Regions from separate parts of the Mus musculus genome. Here region 2 is linked to region 1. A link is a loop called in an ENCODE intact Hi-C map of the cell type or tissue named here. Cell type or tissue: heart. All regions are shown on one strand. Each heading gives the region's core, and the rest is flanking DNA. Links, peaks and the distances in the headings are about the cores only.

Evidence for each region. Peaks named below come from ENCODE experiments on the same cell type or tissue, not always from the same donor. Only the 100,000 strongest peaks of a DNase experiment are listed, where the experiment ranks them.
Region 2: a loop joins it to region 1, with 5 times the contacts of the local background. A loop is called at or near these places in 2 of 42 quality-filtered maps.

What each region holds. Positions count from the first base shown.
Region 1 is chr5:140,173,617-140,184,765 of GRCm38, reverse strand. The region is part of intron 11 of Mad1l1 (MAD1 mitotic arrest deficient 1-like 1); the gene reads left to right. Among named protein-coding and RNA genes, the nearest start is that of Gm16120, 29 kb to the left of the region's middle. In heart, for the core only: a CTCF peak has its summit at 6,237; a DNase peak (open chromatin) is centred at 6,265; H3K4me3 peaks cover 335 bases; H3K27ac peaks cover 507 bases.
Region 2 is chr5:140,050,583-140,061,731 of GRCm38, reverse strand. The region is part of intron 17 of Mad1l1 (MAD1 mitotic arrest deficient 1-like 1); the gene reads left to right. Among named protein-coding and RNA genes, the nearest start is that of Gm30492, 39 kb to the left of the region's middle. In heart, for the core only: no CTCF peak of the experiment used is centred there; a DNase peak (open chromatin) is centred at 5,241.

The sequences.
Region 1 (11,149 bases), core at 2,204-10,203:
GGTACTGGAGATCAAACTCAGGTCTTTGCTTGGGCAGCAAGTGCGTTACTAACTGAGCTGTCTCCTTGACCCCTAGACTGGTGTCTTTTACTTAGGAATATGACTTCAAATTCCTCCATATTTTTCTTGTCTGGATTGCTCAGTTTAAAAAGTCATTGGTTACCATTGCAGTGCATGGCAGGCAGACTGCAGTTTACCCAGCATCCATCTGCTGTACATTTCAGTTGCCTGGATTCTAGCAGATTTGAATACAGTGCGTTTACTGGCATTGTGCTCTCCAGCAGTAGCTGGACAGTGCTCAGCTCTGAGTTCTTCTGGTGCTAGACCCTTCTACATACCTCATGATGCTTTTCATATACAGGACTTTCCTATCCTCTTGTGAGATCTCCTTGATGCTAAGGCTAAAGAAGAAACCGAGGCACAGAGACAGGTGGAATGGGTGGGAATTCAGAGCAGTTCTACTCCTGATCACCTGCTGTTACTACCTTAACAACAGAGTCATGGCTGAATTTCTTGTTTGGTTTGCCCCCACCCCCCTGTGTGTGACAGATATGTGTGCAAGGATGAATGTACTCAGGGCCGAGGATATCAGTGTCGTCCCTCCCCCCCCCCCCAACATCAACTCCCTGTGATTTTTCTATGTGCTCCCACACATTGGGGCTATAGGTCTGTGTAACCATGCTCAACTTTTTATATGGGTACAGAGATTCAAACTCAGGTCCTCGTGTTCCATAAGCAAGCACTCTTAATCCCTGAGCCATCTCCTTGGCCCTCTGTAGCTTGTTCTTGTTATTGTGGCACTACTCACCACTCTGGGACCTCTACTGAGCCTTTTGAGTGGCAGCCCCCTGTCTCCAAGGCAAGGGTCAATGTTAGGTGGAGTCTCCCTAGGAGCTGGAGTTGTGCTGTTTGCTCAGCCACCCTCCAGGCAGTGGCAGCTCTCCTGTGGACCTGGCTTGGAGCTCCAGGCTGGGCCTTTGCTACCATCCCCTTCATCTTCTCACTGCCCCTGGGGTGGGGGACTCTACCCACATAGAAGGGAATTATCCTGGCTGCTGCCTTCTCTCTGTGGATTCTGGATCACAGGGAAGCTGTCGTCGTCATTTGTGAAATGGTGTTCCCCCATAATTCTGCAGCCTCCCGGGTCTGGCAGCCACACAAGCTGTGCCGCGGTCCTCTTTTTAGCTCATCCAATTGAGGTCTAAGTGAGGCTTAGAGGCTTGGCTGAGGCTGCTCGGCAGGAGCTGATGCTCTGTCCTCTTATTTTCCTCTCATTGTGAGCCCTCCACAGTCTCAAGCCAAATCTGCATGATATACTCTACACAGTTGTGTTTGTTCCTATACTTCTGATGTTGAGGGAAACCCTCTTAGAGTAACGAGGCTTAAACTGTGGGCCTTCTGCCACTGAACAGCATCCCTGGCCCTTTGTAAAAACTTAAGATACCCAGACTGGCCATGAACTCAAGATCCTCCTGCTTCTCTCTCTTGGGTCACTGGGACAGCAGGGCTGTCTAATTAAGCATGTCTGGGAATCCTTTCTCTTGACTGCTGTTGAGACTGCGAGTCTCCTGTTCAGCCCTTGGGCCATGAGAGGATCTGGCTTCCTAAACAGGCATTAGTTCCTGAAGACCTCAAGATCCTTTGGAGGGTGCGGCAGCTACCCAAGTTGCAGCTCTGACCTCTTTTCCTCCTTGGGAAGTTTCAGGGCCTTCCCTGCTGTCCTGGGCAGGCCGACCTGGCATAGGTGTGCTGACATAAATGTGACTTCATGTGGGTCCTCAGTGTTCCTTGGAAGTGAACAAAGGGGCAGGCTCTTTCTGGGGTGTAGCTCATTGTGTACCCTCTTCTCTTGCCCATGGTACCTGATATTTCTCCTTTTTCTGCTTGCTGCAAAGGGGAAAGACTTATCATTTTGGGCCTTCCAGATCTGATCACACATGAGAGATCTGATCACACAGACTTGATTTAGAGACTGTGTGTGTGTGTGTGTGTGTGTGTGTGTGTGTGTGTGTGTGTAGACCAGAGGTGACATTGGGTTTCTTCCTATGGCACTCTCCACATTATTTGCTGAGTTAGGGTTAGGGTTTCTTGTTGATCCTAGATCTTGTCCATTCAGCTAGTCCAGCTAGCTGGCTTGCTCCAGGGATCTGTTTGCTGACTCTGCGTTGCCATGACCACTTAGCTTTGCACCTGGGTGCTGAGGGTCTGAACTCTGGTCCTCCTTGCTGAGCCACCTCCTTAGCACTTTATATGACTTCAAGTAGTAGAAATGTGAGAGCTAATGTTGGAGATGTGTGCACTCATGCACTTGTGCGCTCGCGTACACACACACACACACACACACACACACAGGTGTGTGCTTGTGTACACACTCTCTCTCTCACACACACAGACCCCTGAGTACTCCTTTTTATTTTAAGGAAGACTGATATACAGGGAGGGTAAGTGGCCATGGGGACACTGCAGGATTCCTCCGTGCTGTCCCTTGCAGCTTGCTTCAAGATTGATTCAGAGTGCTTCTAGAGTGGAACCATAGAGACCCTATAGCACTCTGAAGGAAGATATACACCATGGGGGCTGGGTAAGATGAACAGAGTACCTGAATCATTGGGGTGGAGCCTCTACCCTGCTGGCCTGGGTGCCATGACTGAATTGAGAATCCTGTTCACCTGAGGGAGGGCCAGAGTTCTAGAACTGGGTACAGGGATGTATCTGAACCCCACTTCTCTGCTCAAGGTTTCTTGTGTGGCCATCTAGCTCTGAGTGGGAACATGGCAGCTATTGCGTTCCATGCACATACCCCTGTTCTGATGTTTCTTCTCCCACCATCAGCGGCTGTGTGTTCCTTTCTGTCTACTGTAAGCACGTGTGCTGTGTGCCATGCTGGGGAGATGTGGCTGTACTACCTCAGCCCTGCCATTGTAGACCCCTCGCCTCCATGGCAGCTCTGCCTCTGCACCTGGGTAACAAGATGGCCCCAAGGCTGCCTCCCTTCCTTCCTAAAAAGATTTATTTACTTTTAAAGTTTATGCCAGGCGTGGTGGTGCACGCCTTTAATCCCAGCACTTGGGAGGCAGAGGCAGGCGAATTTCTGAGTTCGAGGACAGCCAGGGCTACACAGAGAAACCCTGTCTCGAAAAAAAAAAATGTGTATGTATATGGGTGTTTTGTCTTATTTTGTTTTGTTTCTGCCTGCATGTATGTATGTGCATCATGTATGTGCAGTGCTTGCAGAGGCCAGAGGCCAGCGTAAGATCTCCTGGAATTGGAGTTACAGACAGTTGTTAGTTACCATGTGGTAGTGGGAATTGAGCCTAGGCCTCTGATAGAGTAGCCATGCTCTTATCTGTTGGGCTATCTGTCTGGCCCCTAAGCCTGGTTTTCTCCACTCTGCACTGCCAGCCCTGAGACACACTGCAGGGAAGCAGGGTGCAGTGGGATGGTTCTGCCATAAACTGGCTACTCAACCAGGTTCAAGCGTCTGAACTTTTAAGTTCAGAAAGCTTCTTACTTAAAAGTTCCCTCCACTTCTGCTAATGATTCCACATTAGCAATCCATTTGGAGCACCTGGTGGGATGTCCCACTGCCTCTGTTCCTGCGGGGGAATTGTTCTGTGTGCCCTGATGTTCTCTTCACAACCAGCAGGGTCCACAGCATGGATGTTCAGGGGTTTGTGTATTACCTGCTCAGCAGGCCATTTTGGGACCTATATCCAGTCTTTTTTGGCTGGCCTCAAACTTGACCTTAAATTTTTTTTTTTTTTTTTTTTTTTGGTTTTGTTTTTCGAGATAGGGTTTCTCTGTGTAGTCCTGGAACTCGCTCTGTACACCAGGCTGGCCTCGAACTCAGAAATCTGCCTACCTCTGCCTCCCAAGTGCTGGGATTAAAGGTGTGCGCCACCACGCCCGGCTTAAATTTTTGATTCTCCTACCCTTTTCCCTCTTTGGTGCTAGGATTACAGATATGTGCCACTTCGTCCAAACTGAACTCTGGACTTTGTGGATGCCCAACAAGCCTCTGCCTTTCTTCCTGCCCTTCTGGGTCCTATTTTGTCTGTCAGGAAGGAAAGCATTCATTTGGTCTGGGAAGGAGCCATTTGCAAAGTCACTTGAAAGCTGTCCTTGGCCTTTGCATTGTCCCACCAAGAATGCCACTGGAGCTGGGTTGTGACAGGAAAAAAGTTTTCAAGGAGAAAAGCAATTTTAGGAAATAAAATGAGATCAAAACAAAGTGCCTTTTGTTCCTCTCCAAGCTGCAGATGGTTATTAAGATAGGGGTTCCTTGGTGCGGGGGCAGGAGGGGTTTGCCTCTGGCCACTGCTGCTGATCCATGAAAGCAAGGTGACCTCATGCAGGCCATCCCAGGGACCTGATGGGGTCCCTCTCTAGGTCTCAGATCTGCCAGATCTTTACCTGACCACCCTTGCAGCCCACCGTTGCCTCAGAGCCTTCACCTGCGCTGCTCCTCCCTCCCTCGGCAGTGCCGTCACCTTGCCCGGTCTGGCTCACTGACTTCCCTCTGCCCTTGCTTTTAACAGGCCCTTTGGCACAGCTGTTTGCAGCCAGTCAAAATCTGGCAATTGTTTGGCTCCCTCTTCTGATGGGTGGACAAGCTGAGGGTGTAGAGAAGTCACCTGCAAAGGTCATGTGCCCAGGAAGGTCTCTGACCTGGTGATGAGGATGGCAAGCCAAGCCTCAATGCTCTCTTCTGCCAAGGGCAGCATTCATGGAAGAGCACAAACATGTTGTCCCAGCCCCAAAGATTGGTGGCCCTGTACCTACCCTTACAGGATTTCAGGGGCATCTGGAGACACTGCAACCAGGTAGCAGTTACAGATGCTTTGGTTTCTGGTTTGTTTGTTTGTTTGGTTGGTTGGTTGGTTGGTTGGTTTGGGTTTGGTGTTGGTTTCTTGGCTTAAAACCAACTATTTGGAAGATGTGGCGATTGCCCTTTTGGTTTCTCAACAGTGGAAGAAGAGGTGTTATCAGTGGGTGGTGGAAAACATGGTACCCTGTCCCTGCTATCATCCATCCTTCCCTGGGCTTCGCTGACACATTTTGGGTAAGGATGGTAGCCACTCAGGACCTGCTGTGGGTCCTGGTCTTGGTGTATGATGTCTGAAGATACTGAGCCTATGCGGTCAGTGTCTGTCTCCCATGTAACTCCCCCCACCCCATGCTGCTGTGCCACTTTTCAGTACATCCCACTCCAGTATCACTCCAGGACACTGGCCCCTTCAGTACTCAGAACGGCTTCTGGAAATGAGTTGGTCTATACCTTGGAGACCACATCACCCTGCCAGCCCTGTCATTGTTTCTGAAACATCCTCATGGGGATGGGGGCATGAGGGACAACAGAGATGGCACAGTGAGTCAGGTAGGTGTAGGGCAAGGTAGAGCCTGCTTCTAGGGGAAGATGTTAGTAGGATGCTGGTGGCTTTGTTTTCTATTAACCTTGGCTTTCTAAAATACTGCATTCACGTGCTATTGATCTTGGTCCTCAGAGCTGTTGTGAACACCCTCAAATCCAAGCCCAGGATGTTCATCCACTGCCCTGCATCATCCTGGTCCAGGGTACCCTTTCATTTCTGGGTATTCACATCACAGCTCAATTGGAGTTTACAGTGCCAGTGCTACCACATGTGGTGGTACATTCCTTTAATCCCAGCACTTGGGAAACAGAGGCAGGTAGATCTCTGTGAGTTCAAGGCCAGCCTAAACTACAGAGTGAGACCCTGTTTCAAATTTCAAGCAGCAACCAAAACCAAAACCAGCCAGTACCTTAGCTGGGATGGGTTTGGAGTCTCAACACAAGGCTACACACTAATGAGAAGGGAGGAACCGGCCTGGGTAGGTGCCCAGTGATGGCTTGAGTCTGATCTCCACTCAGCACAGGTGGTCTATGGCTTAGCCTTGTTGGGGACATGTGGCCTTCAATATCCAGGGGAGTTAGCAAGACACCTGGATGCCACCAGAGGCCCAGCTTGTCCCTGTCACTTTGGTTCCTGTCACAGAACCCTCTTTGCCTACGGTGAAGACCTTGTCCAACTTTTTCACACAATTTCGAAGAAATCCAAATCTTTGAATAACCTTGGTCCTGAAAGGAAAGGCGCTGGCTGCAGGTGAAAATTGATGGTGGTGCTCAAAGGCATGGTTCCCTGCCAAGACAGCCTCTCGAGTGCAGCTTCCAAAAATAGCCGCCACAACAGTGGCGCTGGAACTGCTCCCTGCTCTGCCTGGAGCCTGCTCCAAAGACGGCGAGTGTGCGGCAGCCTCCCCTGCTGCCTGGCCTTCATGTCTGCCCTTGGCCTGCTGCTGGGCCAGGTCAGCACTGGGGCTGCTGCCTTGTGGTTCCTCACATAACTGGCTTCCAAGGATCCTGTGAGGTCCCCAAGATAGAGTGTGTACTGGCTCTAGGTCAGAAAGTACAGCAGGCTGCAGACCCTGGGAGGAGGATGCACTCGCTCACTCCCTCGCTTTCTCAGGCTGGCTGCCTCAAACTGTACTCAGTTCTGGTCGTCATGGTTGGCTTCTGGTATGTGTGTGTGTGTGTGTGTTCTCTTAGTTTGAGAGCTCTCAATGTATTTTTCTCTGTAGTCCTGGCTGGCCTGAACTTGCTAATTAGACCAGGTTAGCCTCCAATTCAAAAGAAATCAGCATTCAGGTGTCTCTGCCACCTGAGTGCTAGGATTATAGGCATATGTCAACATGCTTGGCTTGGGTTTTTTTTTTTGTTTTGTTTTGTTTTGTTTTGTTTTGTTTTTGGAAACAGTTTTAACCTGTGTGTGTGAGGTACATGTGTGTGTTCTTGTCTTTGTTGTGTGCTTGTGCCTATGTATGTAGAAACCAGCAGTTTGTACCAGGCACCTTCCCCCCTGAGTCATTCTGAGCCATATTTTCTGAGATATTGTGTCTCACTGACCTGGGCGAGGCTGGCGAGCTCCCATGCATCATTTGCCGTGGCCTCCCTTCGCAGAGCTGCATGTGCCTTACTGCTCTCAGCCCTTAGAAGTGGCTGCTCGGGATCTGATCTCGGGCCCTCACGCTGATGTAGCTGACTGTTTACCAGCTGAGCCATCTCTTCAGGCAAAGCCTGTCATGGTTTCTGTGGGTGAGGTCTTTGCTTTACTTTTCTCTTATCTGAGGGGCTCAGCTACGTGCTCACTATGACCAAAGCAACCATGGTGCTTGCTTTCATCAAAACAACTCTCTTCCATTAACTGTTACCACTTTAATAATCCCGTGCATATGTGTGGGGGGAGATCACTTTGAAAATGTGACTAGAATTTGCAGTCTTAATTTGTAGAAGAGGAAGCTGCATCTGGCTCAGGATGGGTTGCTACCCAGGAATTGAGGGTGGGGTAGGGAAGGGGCATCTCTGGTCAGGAGCATGTGGCTTTCCTTGGCAGCTCCTGTTTCCTCCATGTTGCTACCCCACTTATGTCCTGGAGGCAGGGCTGCCAGTGTTTGCACACAAGTGTGAGGATGTGTGTTTGTGTACCTCTAAGTAGGCTGTGTTGTGCATGTATGTATGCACCTATGGGTGCATATGTCCTGGAAAGCAGGCATCTTCTGCTGTTGCCCTGTTTTTCCCGTGAGACTCCCATGGAACATTAAACCCAGAGGAGGAAGACTGGCCATGGCCATCGTAATAGTGATTAAATAGCAATAAAACAGGATCAGTATTTACAGACCTGGGGTGCTGCAACTAGAGGGTATTAAATATCATCCATCACCAAGTGGAAAGCGGTCGATAGCTGGGGTGCCGTTTGGAACTAATGTTCTTTGGCTTAACTTTCCCAGCAAAGACCCAGACTGGCCCCAGTAAAATCCCAGGAAGGAACAGGGGAAGTCCCATTAAAGGTAACATGCCACCAGCTTGCTTCAGAGTCCTTTCTGGGGTTTGCAGTACTGTCACAGGGGCTAAGCTGTCAGCTTGCGCTGGATGACATAGCGTGATCCTCAGTGCATGCTCATTACTGGCTTTTGCCTTAGGTCAGCTCATCTTGAGCCTGCAGATCCAGGGGGAACTGAGAAGTGATTCTAGCCAGAAAGGCTCCAGGACCCAGGAAAGAGCAGCGTGGGCCAAAGGTGGTTTGACTAAATGGGGGAGCAGAACGAGAGCAGGGCTCTCCCTAGGGCCCTCCCTCATCTACTGAGCCTGACAGTGGGGTTCGTCCAATCTAGGGTGTTAAGTGGCCAGGCCCAGTGTGTGGCTGTGCTTCCCAGGGATTTGGGGTGGGGCTGGAGCACTCCTGCAGTCCCTCTTAAAAATGTTTACACTTTTACCAGGGTGGGGCCCAGGGGCTGTGGGGTGACCCTAGGTTAGGGGTCTTGCCTCTCCTTTGAGAAGAAGGTGGGATATTGGGCCTTTGCTAGCAAAAGACATTGCTTTGTGCCTTTATGAAGCCTGAGGTAGTGTCACTTTGGTGTACCTGCGGTGGTCTCCAGAGGCCATCAGCCCCAGATATCTTTTTGTCAGCCTATATTGATATTCTTCTCTGTGTCCAGTGCTTGGTTTCTGGACGATCAGAGAGAAAGATAAAGAGTTCCTTCACTTCCACCTTCCAGAGATCTTCAGCTTTGCTTTGCTAACGTAGACGTTTCCAGTGTGTTAAAGACTCCCTCTCCTCTGTCTCCCAAGTCAGGCCAAGGAGGAAGGTGGTCCATGGCCAGAGTGTCTGACATTGCCAGTGGATGGGCTCTGGTGAGAAGGGTGCTTGGGTCTGTGCTCTGGTGTGCTCTGAAAGGCTGGCTCTCTAGCTGGGGACACTGCAAAGCAGGCAGGCTCTGTGGTCCTGACTAGGTGATATCGCCTGCCCGTGCAGCTCTAGTCCCCAGCATGAGACTGGTTCTAAGGCTTGGTGGTTTGTAAGGGACACCTCCTCTCAGGTGCACTGGGTTAGCATGCAGCCACACTGCCTAGGAGACGACCCCCCTCATAGTGCCACCACCCCTGGGACAGGGAGAAAGTACCATATGACATAGGGAGTCTGTGGGACTGTGCCACCTTCTCTGTGGGGATGCCTGGGCCTCTTTCTAGGGTCTCTAGGTCATTGTTCTTAGCTGCAACTCAGATCTCCTTTAGTTTTGCAGGTCAGGCCTAGCTGATGTCACCTTGGGCCTTGCTTTTGGTCATCTCTCTGGGACAGGTTCTGAGGTGGCCCTTGCAGAGAGAGGCTCAATTGTTAAGTGATAAATTGGCTTCACATTGCTCTCTTCTCCTTCCTTGAGGAGTTCTGTTAAATTTTTCACTTTGCTCTGGGGTCCGCAAATCCCACTAAGTGACCGTTGCTCTTCTGGAGCCTCCTCCGGCGCTGTAATAAGCCCTTATAAAGGGCTCTATCCACAGCCTGATGGAAGTCTCTAAATAAATTAGATCCACTGGTTAGCCTTCGCCGGTGATTTTTATTAACCTCCGGTTAAAGAAATATTGCTAGCTACAGCTGCGTGATTTATTCCAGAAGAAGCCAGCCTCATTTAAGCCGCCGCGTGCTCCCGAGAGGATGGCATTATAGAACATGCAGAGCCAGGGCTGACTTGGGGGGGTGTGCTTAGGGGTAGGGAAGCCTTTCTCTAGTGACCTTGGGAGGAGGGGGCAGGCTCAGTCAGAGTCTTGTTTCTCCAAGAGCAGAGCAGCACGTGAATTGAGTGGGCACTCCTTTCCTGCCACTGCTGCCCCCGGCATACCTCCTTTGTTATGTATGTGGTGTGGCTCCTGGTTTCCTGCCCTTCCCATCACTTCCTGTGTGTGCCATTGCCCAGGATCTGTGGTCTGGCCCCAGGTGGTCAAGTCATGCGCTCATAAGTCATAAGCCTGCATTTCAGGCTTCTTATGAAGAATGACACATACCATGTAGTTGCTGACTGGACAGGAAGACAGTCCAAGGTGCCTGGGACTCAGTGTGTCAGTCCCACCTCTAGCCCCAAGCTGGTTCTGAAACTGCTGAGCTCACTTTTGCCAGTCACCTGAATGATGGTCCACAGGCACTTGCAGTTCTCTACAGCAGGGTCTATGATGTAAAGACAGTTTCATCTCTACCTCCTCCCAGAGGCAGGCCTAAGATCCTTCCTGAGCCCAGATTGCTGTACTAGGCCCTGACTGTGAACAGCACTCACCACCAGCACACAGCAGCCTGCAGAATGAGTGGGCAGCAATCCTCCCAAGAGTTCAGTGGTCCCGGTCACTTAGTCCTCTCTCCGGCAGTGTCATGGATGAAGAGTGTGAGCCAGGTAAGACACTGACCTGGGAGTCCCTTGTAGTCTGGCTAATAGGAACTTGTGTTGGCTTGGCCACAGGTAGGAGTTGGCACCCAGCCTGTAGCTGCCCCTCCCCAGCTGCAGCTTGCAGAGGGCTCTGGAGGAGGTGGCTGCATGGATTTTCAGAGGGTTAAAGTTAATTAAAGAGCTCTTCCATGCTTTCATTTCCTTGTCTCTGTCAGCTATTTACATGCAAATGTGGGCCTGCCATTGAGGCCTGCAAAGGTGTCAGCTTCTCTGCACATCAAGGGAGAAAGTAGCCCGAGCCTGCCCAGCCCAATGCATTGCATTGTGTTTGTTACACGCCACTGTGGACAGCAAGGAGGGGGCCCAAGCATGCTTGGAAGTCAGCAGCAGGCTTCTACCCCTGACTGTCTGTGTGTCTGACTTGAATTTTCTCCATTAAGGCTGCAGTTCGCACTGTGTAGCTGAATACATTATGCATGGTAATATCTTCACATAAGCAATTTTATAAATTAGGAGGATGCAGAGAGGGTACAAACTTTCTGAGTTCAGGGCTGGTGCTTCCCAGGGGTCCTCTTCCTGGCCAGGTTATCCATTAGCAGTAAGAGTTAGAGGTATCCTTGAGGAGAGGTAGCTGTGGTTTGCATGGTGTCCTGAGGTGCATGGTGTCCTGAGGTGCATGGTGTCCTGAGGTGCATGGTGTCCTGAGGTGCATGGTGTCTTGAGGTGCATGTTGAGTGACTAAATGTACTGTGTGGGATGTACGTCACTGCAGGGCCGGAGGCCATGATGCTGACATGAGAAGGTGGGTGGTGGCTGATAGTGTTCATTCTTTTTTTTTTTTTTTTTTTTTAAAGATTTATTTATTTATTTATTTATTTATTTATTTATTTATTTATTATATGTAAGTACACTGTAGCTGTCT
Region 2 (11,149 bases), core at 1,681-9,680, 120 kb after region 1:
GTGTGGCCATGGCCAGCTCAGTCTCAGGCAAGGCCACTCCATCCCCCAGCTCACATAACTTCCGCTCATTTTCTTTTCACCCCAAACAGCTTCTAGGCAGGAGGGGTCTGTGGCAGAGTTAGAAATAGCTGGGGCCTGTTTCCAGCCAAGCAGGTTCTGCAAATGTGCGCTGGGATAATTGAGGGTTGGCTCACGGTCCCACATGGCTCTGCTTCCCTTCCCAGCCTGGACCCAGCCTCTGCCGTGTGTGGGTGGCCGAGCTGCCTCCCAAGGCTGCTGTGTGGGGGAAGGCAGGAGCTCAGCTCCAGCATACATCAGGAGTCTGGCATCTTGCCCACTCCTCCTCTCCCAAGAGAAGTTGGACCCCAGAGTCTCCAGTTTCCTTGGAAAGACTGGACCTGGAAGGAGTGGCCTACCAAATGTCCGCAGCAATTGTGGTGTAATCTCATTCCCTGTGGTTCATAAGGACTGCTCAGAAGGTAGTCAGAAACAAGAAGCCAGACAGCGGCCAATAGAATTGACTGCATAGCTCTTAAGATACAGGTGACTCTGACCTTGGGTCCCCTTCTCTCATGCCTCTGACCACTCCACAGTCTAGCATGGCTGGGCCCAGCTTTTTACATGGGTGCTGGGATGGAACTCAGGTCCTCATGCAGTTTTACTCCAGACCTGTCTCTTGTGTTTTCCTTTTTTCTTTACATAATGTCCCACTGTAGCCCAGGCAGGCCATGACCAAGATCCTCCTGCCTCTGCCTGGACTTCTGGTACGGTCAGTATCCACAGTATAAGCACCATCCTTTTACTAGCACATCTTGCTAATCAGAGGCCTGAGCCAAAGGCCATGCTATGGTGAGGGCTTTGGAGGCGCCTCCCAGGTCTCTAGGCAAATGGCTGGACTACTCATAGCTGCCTGTTCCTCCCAGCAATGCTGGTTCAAGGTGCTGGGTCATGGTACTGCTGTTGGGATGTGTGTTGTGGCCTCTGCACCACCAATGGGATGTCTGGCTCAGCCTGCAGTATGACCATGTTGCCCCTTACTGTGGTTTTGTCTCTGGGCACAGTGTGACATTTGTTGGGATAGAAGCTGCTTGAACTACCTGCCTCCCAAAACTGCAGAGCTCCACCATCCCCCAGCAACCTGGCACCCTACAGTGGGCACTTCCTAAACTGTGTGCCCAGCCTCAGGATAGGCATATCACTGTGATTCCGTCTGCCGAGCTCTTGCGGAAGCACACAGAGCCTACGCTCATAGCAGAAAGAGCAGGTGAGGAGGCAGCCAGCTTCCACACACCTGTACCCACAGTGCCGGGCTGCCAAAGACTGCAGGTGTATGCACGGGAAATGCAAATGTCCCAGAGACCCATACCCAGGGCCCTTCAGCCATGCAGCATATGACTCCTGCTGGGTGGGCTCAGGAGAGCCTGGGTCAGTTTCTCCATCCACAGGATAGCTGTGCAAGGAAAAGAACTTGGAGTCTTTTTCCTTCTGTTTCCTAAGCATGCTTCTTGGAGGAAGGGATCATGTATCTGCCAAAGCCCAGTTAATACACACGTGATTCATGGACTCATGGGTGCCCACCCCTATGTCTACAGCCCAGTCTCCAGGAGCTCAGCTCAGCTGCTGTGGACTGGCATAACAACACAGTGGCTATGTTTCAATAAAACTTTATTTATGGCACCAAGCTCCGAATTTTATAGAGTGTCTACAGTATGCCAAGTATTCTTGGGGCTTCTTGAAAACTAATACATTTATTTGTAGAATAGCATTAGGTTTATAGAGAAGTTGACAGTAAAATAAGCTTCCCCTGTGTCCTAGCCTGTGCCACAGTTTTTTATACTGCTATCCAATCTTGTCTATGTATGGCCTGGTGGCTGTAGTCTCTAAACCCAATCTGTCTAGTTGCTGGGAATTGTGAAGTCTGTGCTCATTGAATGTTCTGTTTGTGAAAATGCATTAAAATCTGTGCCACCACTCTGGTGTCCCAGAGAGTAGCTGCTGTCTCTGAAGTCTTCTGAGTATCTGTCATCTCCAGCTCCTACAGATCTCCTACCCATAGTGCTGCCATTCTTGGAATGTCCCAAAGGCAGGACCCTCTGTGTACTGGATTCTCACACTTGAGACTCCTCTGGGTCCTTTCTGGGCTGTTTTTATTTTTGCAGAGATAGAGATACAACCCAGGGCTTTGTTCACATCAAGCCAAATGCTCTAACCTTGACCTACATCTCGAAGCCCCTCACTAGGGGTTTCTGGGCAGGTACTCAGTGAAACCACTGAGTTTCAAGTCCAGCCTTTAGAGTTTTTTGAGATAGAATGTCGCTCTGTGGCTCAGGCTGGCCTCCAGCTTGCCATCTTCTCCCCTCCCTTCTCAGTACTAGGTTTACACCTTGCCTATTCATTTCTTTCTATTGCTGGTGTTGGTGTATACCACAAGTGCTATGTCCAGTCACCTACTGAAGGATGTCTTCTATGTCCAGTTTTGATTCATTATGAATGGGCTCCTCTACACAGAGCTTTAATGCACTGGCAGCTTGATAATATACAGTCTCTCGCAGTTCTGTTGATGCAGAGGCCATAGTCTGCCAGTCTCTGACATCTACGCATGGAGCTGAGTTGGGGCCTCTCTGCGGAGCAGAAATGGCCCTGGGGCTACTCTCATCTCCTGCTTTGGTTCCTGTCACACATACACACACTCATGTACACATACACTTGGCCTCTGTCTGGTCCACTGGTGCTTCCCATATGGCACCTGCTTCTCAGAAGTCAGAAGAGCAGGGTCAGAAAGTGGTGGAGATGACGTGGGTTCCAGTGGGAACTCATGCAGCTGAGCATGTGCTTCAAAGCTGGGTGCTATATGCTCAGTGTCAGTGTTTGGAGAGTGGCTGATGAGCACCAGTGCCCAGTAGTTATTGACAACCCCACATCTTCCTCAATGAAGTGTATATGGGCTGTGTTAGTTAATTTTTCTCATTGCTGCACAGAATACCTAACAGAAGCAGCTTAAGGCAGGAAGGATTTAGTTGGGCTCACAGCTTCAAGTGATACAGTTTATCATGGTAGAGTTTATCATTGTGCTGGGGAGGTTCTACCCATAGTGCTAAGAGTGTGAGATGGCTTCTCCCCACATCTTGGTGGGTCAGGGAAGCAGAGAGCTCAGGATGGAATGAGAATTAGGTATAGCCTTCAAGGTATGGGTCAGAAGTAGAGCACTTGCCTAGAATCCCCCAGTGAGGGACTGGGTTGTGGCTCAGTGGTAGAGCCCCTGCTTAGATCGCCCCAGTGAGGGACTGGGGTGTGGCTCAGTGGTAGTAGCCTACAACCACCCCATGCCTTAAATGTTCTATAACCTCCCAAGAGAGTGCCACCAGCTGGGGACCAGGTGTTCAAACAAACAAACTTGTGGGGAGCATTTCACATTCAGACACTAACACAGGGTGATGCTGGGCTGGAAGTAGGAAGAGACCCTCAGTTTACAAGCTTTGATTGTTCTCCAGCCTCCCACAGCTATGCTTATCAGTGGTAAATACTTCGGTAGCAAAGTTGCTGGGTGTTGTGTGCCAGGCAGTAACTGGGCTAGAGGCTGAGTTACTTTATAACACACTTTCCCATCACACTTTGCTCACCAGCTGCTGCCCTCCAAGGCCTTGGAACAGTGTATGTGCCTGGTTCCATGTGGTGCAGCCCCTTAGTGCCTCTCTATATGGGGCTGCAGGTTCCTTGACTGGATACCATTCTTACCAGCCCTGTGCTCACTGTTCCATGATGAGAGCAGGCTGGGTGTCTGTGGCCATGGCTCCTGCCAAAGAGGTGTAGGCTAGCCAGGCAAAGGCCTGCATCCAGCCAGGGTGGTATATGGGCATGGGCTGAGATTTGCTCAGGGTTTATCGCTCCCTGATGAAGCTTTCACATTTCCACTGTAGTGTAGATGTGACCTTCATAGCTGCCTTGCCTCTGCCTTTTGAAGCAGCCTTGTAAACACACAGAGCAAATTTGCCTGCCTGCTATGCTTCCTCCATCCATCCCACACAGATCAGGCATGACGCCCCAGGTTCCCAGGGAGGTACAGTTGCTCATAGAAGAAGCTCTGAAAGTCTTGTTGTCTTGGCCCTAAGTCACCCCCCAATGCCCTACAGGAAGCTTAGCCTGTGAGGTGTTCCAAGTCCACTGGGGTAAGGTGCTACAGGACAGACAGCGATGGGGAGCAGCTCCAGTTCTCAGAGAGCACTGCCTTGGCCTGGGGCCCTGTGTGGCCATGGCTCTGCTATTATATACCTAGGGATAGCATGTCTACGCTGGCAGGTAGCCCTGCCTTCAGCTCCTTGTCATCAATGGTCAGGCCACGGGACAAGTGATAAGAACAAAGTAGGGGAAACCAGGTAGTGATCGACATGTGTCCTTTGTACTACTCAGGAGTCAGGAAGCGGTCCATCCATCCCAGGGCAGCACATTGTCAGGCCCACCCACAGCCCCACTTCATGGATTAGCCCATATGTATCCCTCAGCCTCCTGCAGCTTACACTCACCCAGCCTCCACCTGGTGCTCACACAGTGGGTGTGCACTGGATGGGCCAAGTGCCCTGTCCATCTTCCTCCATAGCATAGCAGGGACAAAAGCTGTGGAAGGTACTCAAAGAACAAAGAGCCTGAGAAAGGGACAAAGCAACCACCCTCAACTTCCTGGTGTGGGCAGAGATTAGGCCCAGGTTATGGGCACCCACAGGACCTCTTGAGAGTTTGTTAGAGGCCCTTAGTGTCATGCACAAAGGAAAGATCACTACTACCGGGGGCAGCTTGAAGGTCCTACCTCTGACTCAGGCTACCACAGCCAAGTCCTTATCCTCTATGTTGCTGTGGCTCCCACTATGGTCTGCCCCCTCCCTCTGTCTTCCTGGCTCCCACCATGATCAAACCTTTGTCTGCTGCCGTGACTCCCACTGTGGCACCCACTATAGCCCACCTTCTCCACCTCCTCTGCTGGCTGTGGCTCACCCCAGCCCCAGCTGTTCTGTCTCACAGCGCCTTCCTAAGCAACAGAGCAAGAGGCTGAGTGAGGAATCCTGGGCTCAATAAGGGACACCGAGATTTCATCCTGGGGCTGTCCCTAGTAGAACAGCCAACAGCCTAAAGAGCAAAAGCCGGGAACACATGGCCTTCTTTAGCTACTGGCTGTTATTAGTGCTGCTGTGGAAGTGGCAATGGTGGCAGAGCAGTGCTATCCACCCAGCCAGCCTGCCAGCATGCACCCAGCTTGGCAGATTTCTCACAGCAGTGCCTGTGTCCCGGACACTCCAGGGTCACATTCTAGCCAAGCATTCCTGCTTCTGCCAGGTCACCATAGAGCTTTCTCAAATGTCACCAGATCTAAAAGAACATCATAAGTGGCCAGGATTAGAGCAGAGTTAGGAACAGGGTGGGCCAATGGGGAAGTGAAACCCAAAGATGGGAAGGGTATGTTTTCTGTCTGGTGGGATAAGGAGATAGAGCCTTGGGCATTGCTGGCAGCAGCTGGGACACAGTGGACTCTGACACTGATGGGGTTCCACTCTAGAGAGGGTCTCCTTGCTCACCCAGAAGCTGCCCTCCGTGCACATCAGACTTCTATCTCTCTACCCTCCTCCTACCCTCTTTGCATTCATAGGATCATGGAAACAATGGGGGTGGAGTGACTGTCTGATCACTCACAGCTGTAGGCCAGTGGTTCCCAACCTTCCTAATGCTGAGACCCTTTAATACAGTTCCTTGTGTTGTGGTAACATTCCCCCGACCCCCCGCTATAAAATTATTTTTATTGCTACTTCATAACTGTAATTTTGCTACTGTTATGAATCATAATATAAGTATCTGTGTTTTCCAAAGGTCTTAGGTGACCCCTGTGAATGGGTCATTTGACTCCCAAGGGGTCACAATGCACAGGGCACAGGCCACTGCTGTAGGCCACCGTGGAGCCCAGAAAGGGAGATTTGGAAGAGCAGGGAAAGGAGTGCAGGATGAAGCAGACCTCTGGATGTAGCTGTGTGCCACACCCTACTTGTACTGCTCTGGGTTTGCCTGTGCCCACTTTAGGAGCTGGGATTTGCAGCCACTGCTTTGGGAGCTGTCCCTCCCTTGGTGCTGAAGCTGGAATCAAAGGTGAGGTCCTGGCCAGTTGAATGCTATCCCAGGTACCAAGCACCATGTTGGCTACTGCTCCCACCCCTGGCCCCCTAAAGACGCCACTGCTAGAAGGAACACTGTCTGAAGAGAGGCTGCCATGGAAGGTTTATTCTTTCTCAGGGCTTGCAGCTTTGTACCGATGTCTCTGTGGTAACTCAGCTTCCTCACTGCTCCACTCTGTGCCACATGCGACCTGACCTTCTGTGTAAGCAAGAAGAAGGGCCCTCTGGTCCCTGTGCGGGGGCAGTTCAGCCAAAAGTGGGTGACAGGCAGCTGTCCAACAGGCCCTGGGAGAGACAGAGCATTGGGTAGAGAAGGCAGTCCACCGCTCTCGCCCTCCCTCTTTCCCCCCTGACAGGCAATCAGGCCCATTCACAGGCTCCTGTTGGCAGAGGCCGGCTTCTGGAGGCTTCCTGTCTGCCAAGATAACAATGAGATCTAGATAGACACTTTAATTTGAATTTGCCTTTTTGGGTCCCCTGAATTTCAAATGGAGTTGTTAAGAACGCACGCTGACTTCAAAACCTGCCTCATTCCTTCAGTTGAGTTGGCATTGCCTACCAGGCTCTGAGATCTCAGTGGTGCAGGAGGCAGAGTGCCCTGAGACCCCAGCAGCAGACACATCCACTCTTAGGGTGGGGCTAGGTTCAAGAACAGTTCTGCAACAGCAATCACTAGGTCTGTTTGAGGAACAGACCTGTCTGGAGCTAGTTAGTCCTCTGCCAGCAGCACAGGACAGGAAGGCCAGTGAGCTTGGCTGAAATTGTACAGGTGGGCAAAGGATGAGTTCATGGTGCAGTGAGTGCTAAGCCCCATAGCATACCCACCCAAAACAGCCGTCTTCCTCCAAGGTCAACAGCCATGACCCAAGATGTAGCACAGTAGAGAGGAACAAACTGGTTTTGGTAGCAGCAGTTTGTGCAAAGGCCCTCTAGTCAAGGAGGCTGTGCATCCTTAGAACTGAATCAAGGCACCTGGGGTGAGCCCCACCCCCTGGGTATGGGTTCATTTCCCAAAACCTTGGGGATCCATTCCAAAGCTTTTAAAGAACATCATTGGTGATGAGATGGGGCTGTCCAAAGATCTTGGGTTAGCCTATGCTCAGATTGCCTCTTTCCTAGTGCGGCCATCGTCTCTGTATACATAAATGCCCTGTAGAGACTGAGGCAGGAGAATTGCTGCAAACTCAGGTCTAGTCTGAGCCGCATAGTTCCAGACCAGCCTTAGAGAAAGACCTTGTTTCATTTAAAAATGGACAGGGAGCTAGGGAAAAGATAACCCAGTCAAACCTGAGGGCCCAAGTTCAGTTCTTAGAACCTATGTTTTATTGCACATGGTTTTATTACCAACAGCAAGGAGGCAGAGACAAAGAGATCGCTGGGGTTCACTAGCCAGCCTTGCCTAATCAGAGCCCCAGGTCCCAGGAAGAGAGCTGCTCTCAAGAAACAAAATGGATGGCTCCTAAGGAAAGACATCTGAGATTTCCTCTGGCCACCACATGCATATGCACACATGAGGGAGCTTGGAAGTCTGTGACAAAAGAGGTTGCCAGCCCCCAGCCCCAGAGCTGGAGTTACAGGCCTTGTGAGGCCTCACTTAGGTGCCGGGAACTAAACTCTGGTCCTCTGGAGAGCAGTAAGCTATCTCCTCAGACCCTGTTAGAACTTTGTAAAGAGGTGGCCTGTGGTCCAGAAGTAGCCCTGTGCTAATGGTTTGCAGAGCCTGCTCTGGACTTGCAGTATGCAAATTACCAGCCTGGGTCCCTATAAATAGCATCGCAGCACTTAGCAGATAGAAAGCAGCAGCCTACTGAGTCTTCTCACTTATGTGTAACTTCTGTCATGCCTCCATATTATTAGTGTGCTTTGGAGAACCCATTATCTTTTGAATCTCTCTTTTCTTCTTCGTTTTTTAATCTTCTGCATTTAAATGCTTCACAAACACCTTTCAAGTGTGCACACATGCTGACAGTCCCGCACCTCCCTGGGCTGATCTTTGCTGTTATGCAGGAAGACCCTCCTAACTGTTGCTCGTAGGTGGGTCTGCTAGCAGCCCATCCCCTCCCTTTGTCCACAGTGCCTTTATTTCATCTTCACTCACACTGGATCTGAGAACCGATTGACGGTCTTGTTTTCTTTTAGCTTCTTGACTTTTTTTTTTTTCTCTCATTTTCTGACTCATGGGTTCTGATGAGAAATCTGCTCACAGAACCTTACCCCAGTCCTTGCACAGATTCTGGCTCTTCCTGCAGCTGGCTTTATGGTTTCTTTTGTGTTTATCTTGTTTATTGTTAGTCTAGCTCCTTGAGTTTGTGCATTTATAATTGAGCAAATTTTGAAGATTTTTAAGCCAAGTGTGGTGGCACAGGCCTGTAATCATGGCTACATGGGAAGCTGAGTCAGAGGGATATAAGGTTGGAGGCCATCTTCAACTCCAGAGTGAGTTCAGTGCCAGCCTGGGGAACTTAGTAAGTCTTTGTTTCAAAATAAAAAGTAAGAGGCTGGGGAGATAGCTCAGAGATAGAGATGTTTGCCTCCAAGCCTGATGACCAGATTCTATCCCCTGGATCCACATGATGAAGAGATTTGACCTCCACATGTACACCATGGAGCTTGTGCCAGCCCAGTAAACAAGTCAGTAACGTCATTTTAAAAAGTAAGTGGCGTGTGTGTGATACAGTGGTAGACATTTGCCTAAAATTCTCTAGAGAGGGGCTGGGGATGTGACTCAGTAGGACAGCACCTCTGTAGAGTCTAATAGCAAGGAGTTGGGGACCCAGCTCAATGATAAGGGGTTCACCTAGCATGTGTGCAGCCCTGGGATCCATTTCAGCAGTACCAAAAAATAATGAGAAGAAACTGGGGGAATTCAAGTATTCTTCACACCCCTCTTAACTCCTGCAGCACCGGCTTTAGCTCTAGGCAGCTTTGGCTGCTCGGCTTCAGCATAGTGCTGCTGAGTCAGCATTCTTTCCCACCTGTCCTCATACTTCACTCTCCATGTCTCTGATATGAGCTTTGTTGGTGTTGACCTTTCCCTCTGGAGGGGCTGATCTGCTATTAATCTCACTCAGTAGCATTTTTATTTCAAATACTGTTTTTCATGTTTAAAGGACCTACCTATATGGTTAGAGCCAGGCCTGGTGGCGCAGGCCTGTAATCCCCAAACTTAGTAGCCTGAGTCGGGGGAATCCAAAGTTCAAGGCCAGCCTGGACTACTTAGCAAGAGCTGCCTTGGTACTGGGGAGATAGCTGCCTTAGCCAGTCACATTCTCGGGGGACTCCCAGAAACTATGGTTTTTAAAAAGCCAGGCATAGTAAAGAGCCCTTTCCATCCCAGTGCTGGGAAAACAAACAACCGTGGGATCCTTGCAGTTTCCTGGTCTGCCAGCCCAGCCTGTGCAGTAAAGTTCCAGGCCCATGAGAGACAAAGGTAGGGTGGCACACACCTGTAATCCCAGCACTTGGAAGGCAGAGGCAGGCGATCTCTTCCAATACCAACCTGGATCTCCACAGTTCAGTTATTGCTCATAAGATTGAAAGGCAAGCACTTGCTGGTTTGGTTAGAATTTGTTGGGTGGTTCTGGGGTCTTATTGGCTGCTCTTGGTAGAGTCTCTGCAGGCCCCATGGAGACCAGAGAGCCTGTTCTCAAGTGTTCCATGTGGTATGTCCACCCGCCACAACCCCCCCCCCCCGCCCTCCCCCCCACACACACACACAGCCGAACTGCTTCCCAGAGAGATTGAGGGAAGAAAGGGCTGCACCAGGATGGGAGCTGTGGCAAGCACCCATAAGTGCCATCCCCGACTCAACCTCCTGGCTCAGCTTGTCTCTTTTTATAAAGTCATCAGCCCTATTAAATGCTGCCTCTCTCTCTGGCCACATTTGCCTCCTTAAAGGACCTGCTCCCAACCACCATCATGTTGGAGGAAAGGAATTGCTGTCAGAATTTCAGGGGATACAGAATTTCAGGTAACTCCAGCCCTGACCTGTTGCGTGTTGCCCATTTGTACCCCTCAGTGTCTATCCAGGCAGACATTCCCTGTGTTTAAGAGCTGCATGGTAGATAGCACAGGGATTGCTGTAAATGGGATTGTAGCGTAACTTCAAGGGCCTTCCTGAAATGTCCTTTTCTTCACTTGGACTTCTGGCCGCACTGCCCACTCACCACACATCTGTGTCTACTGTTCTCCACACACCTTCTCTCTTCCGCTTTGCAAATCTGCTGGAAGGTTCTGAAGGGGGAGCCATCAGTGAGCAGCCCCAGAGGATAGAGTCAGACCCGCCCGTGGGGCTTATGCAGCTCATCTGACCAGCCTGCTGCTGGGAGAACTGTCTCCTGACCGGCAGGGGACAGTTCTTTGTTAGTCAGTTGGCCCTTGCCTCCCTCTGAGCTGGGAAATTCTGGAGGTGGATGATAGAGGCCGTGGCTTCTCTGGAGGACCCAGAATGTTAGGGGAGCTGCTTGCCAGTGTGAGTGGGACAAAGGTAGGGCCTCAGACTGACAGGACACAGCCTGGACGACTGGATACCGGTTACTGTGGCCTGATAGCCATACTCAAACCCGGTCCTCAGGCTGCTGGGCCCTGTCCTCAGTGGCCGTACCACACCTCTGCCTGCCCTCCACCACACCTCTGCCTGCCCTCCACCACACCTCTGCCTGCCCTCCACCACACCTCTGCCTGCCCTCCACCACACCTCTGCCTTCCCTGCTGCAACTGTCCAGTGCTCTCAGGTTCAGGCAGAAGGCTCCAACTGAAGAGTGAGCAACTAGCATCCCACCAGATATTTTTCCTTCCTGGGTAAATTTCCAGCCCACCAGGCAATCAGCAACAGGCCACTGGTGCAGGTGACATCAGTCTGTGAAAGTAGCTTGGTACCCTTCTTCTTAAGGGAGATATACTCCACCACAGCCCTCTGCACCATGCCCTGTGACTCTTGGGGTCTAGGGCTTCCATCTCCTCCTCCCCCATCTTGTCACCCAGTACAGCCCTTTGTA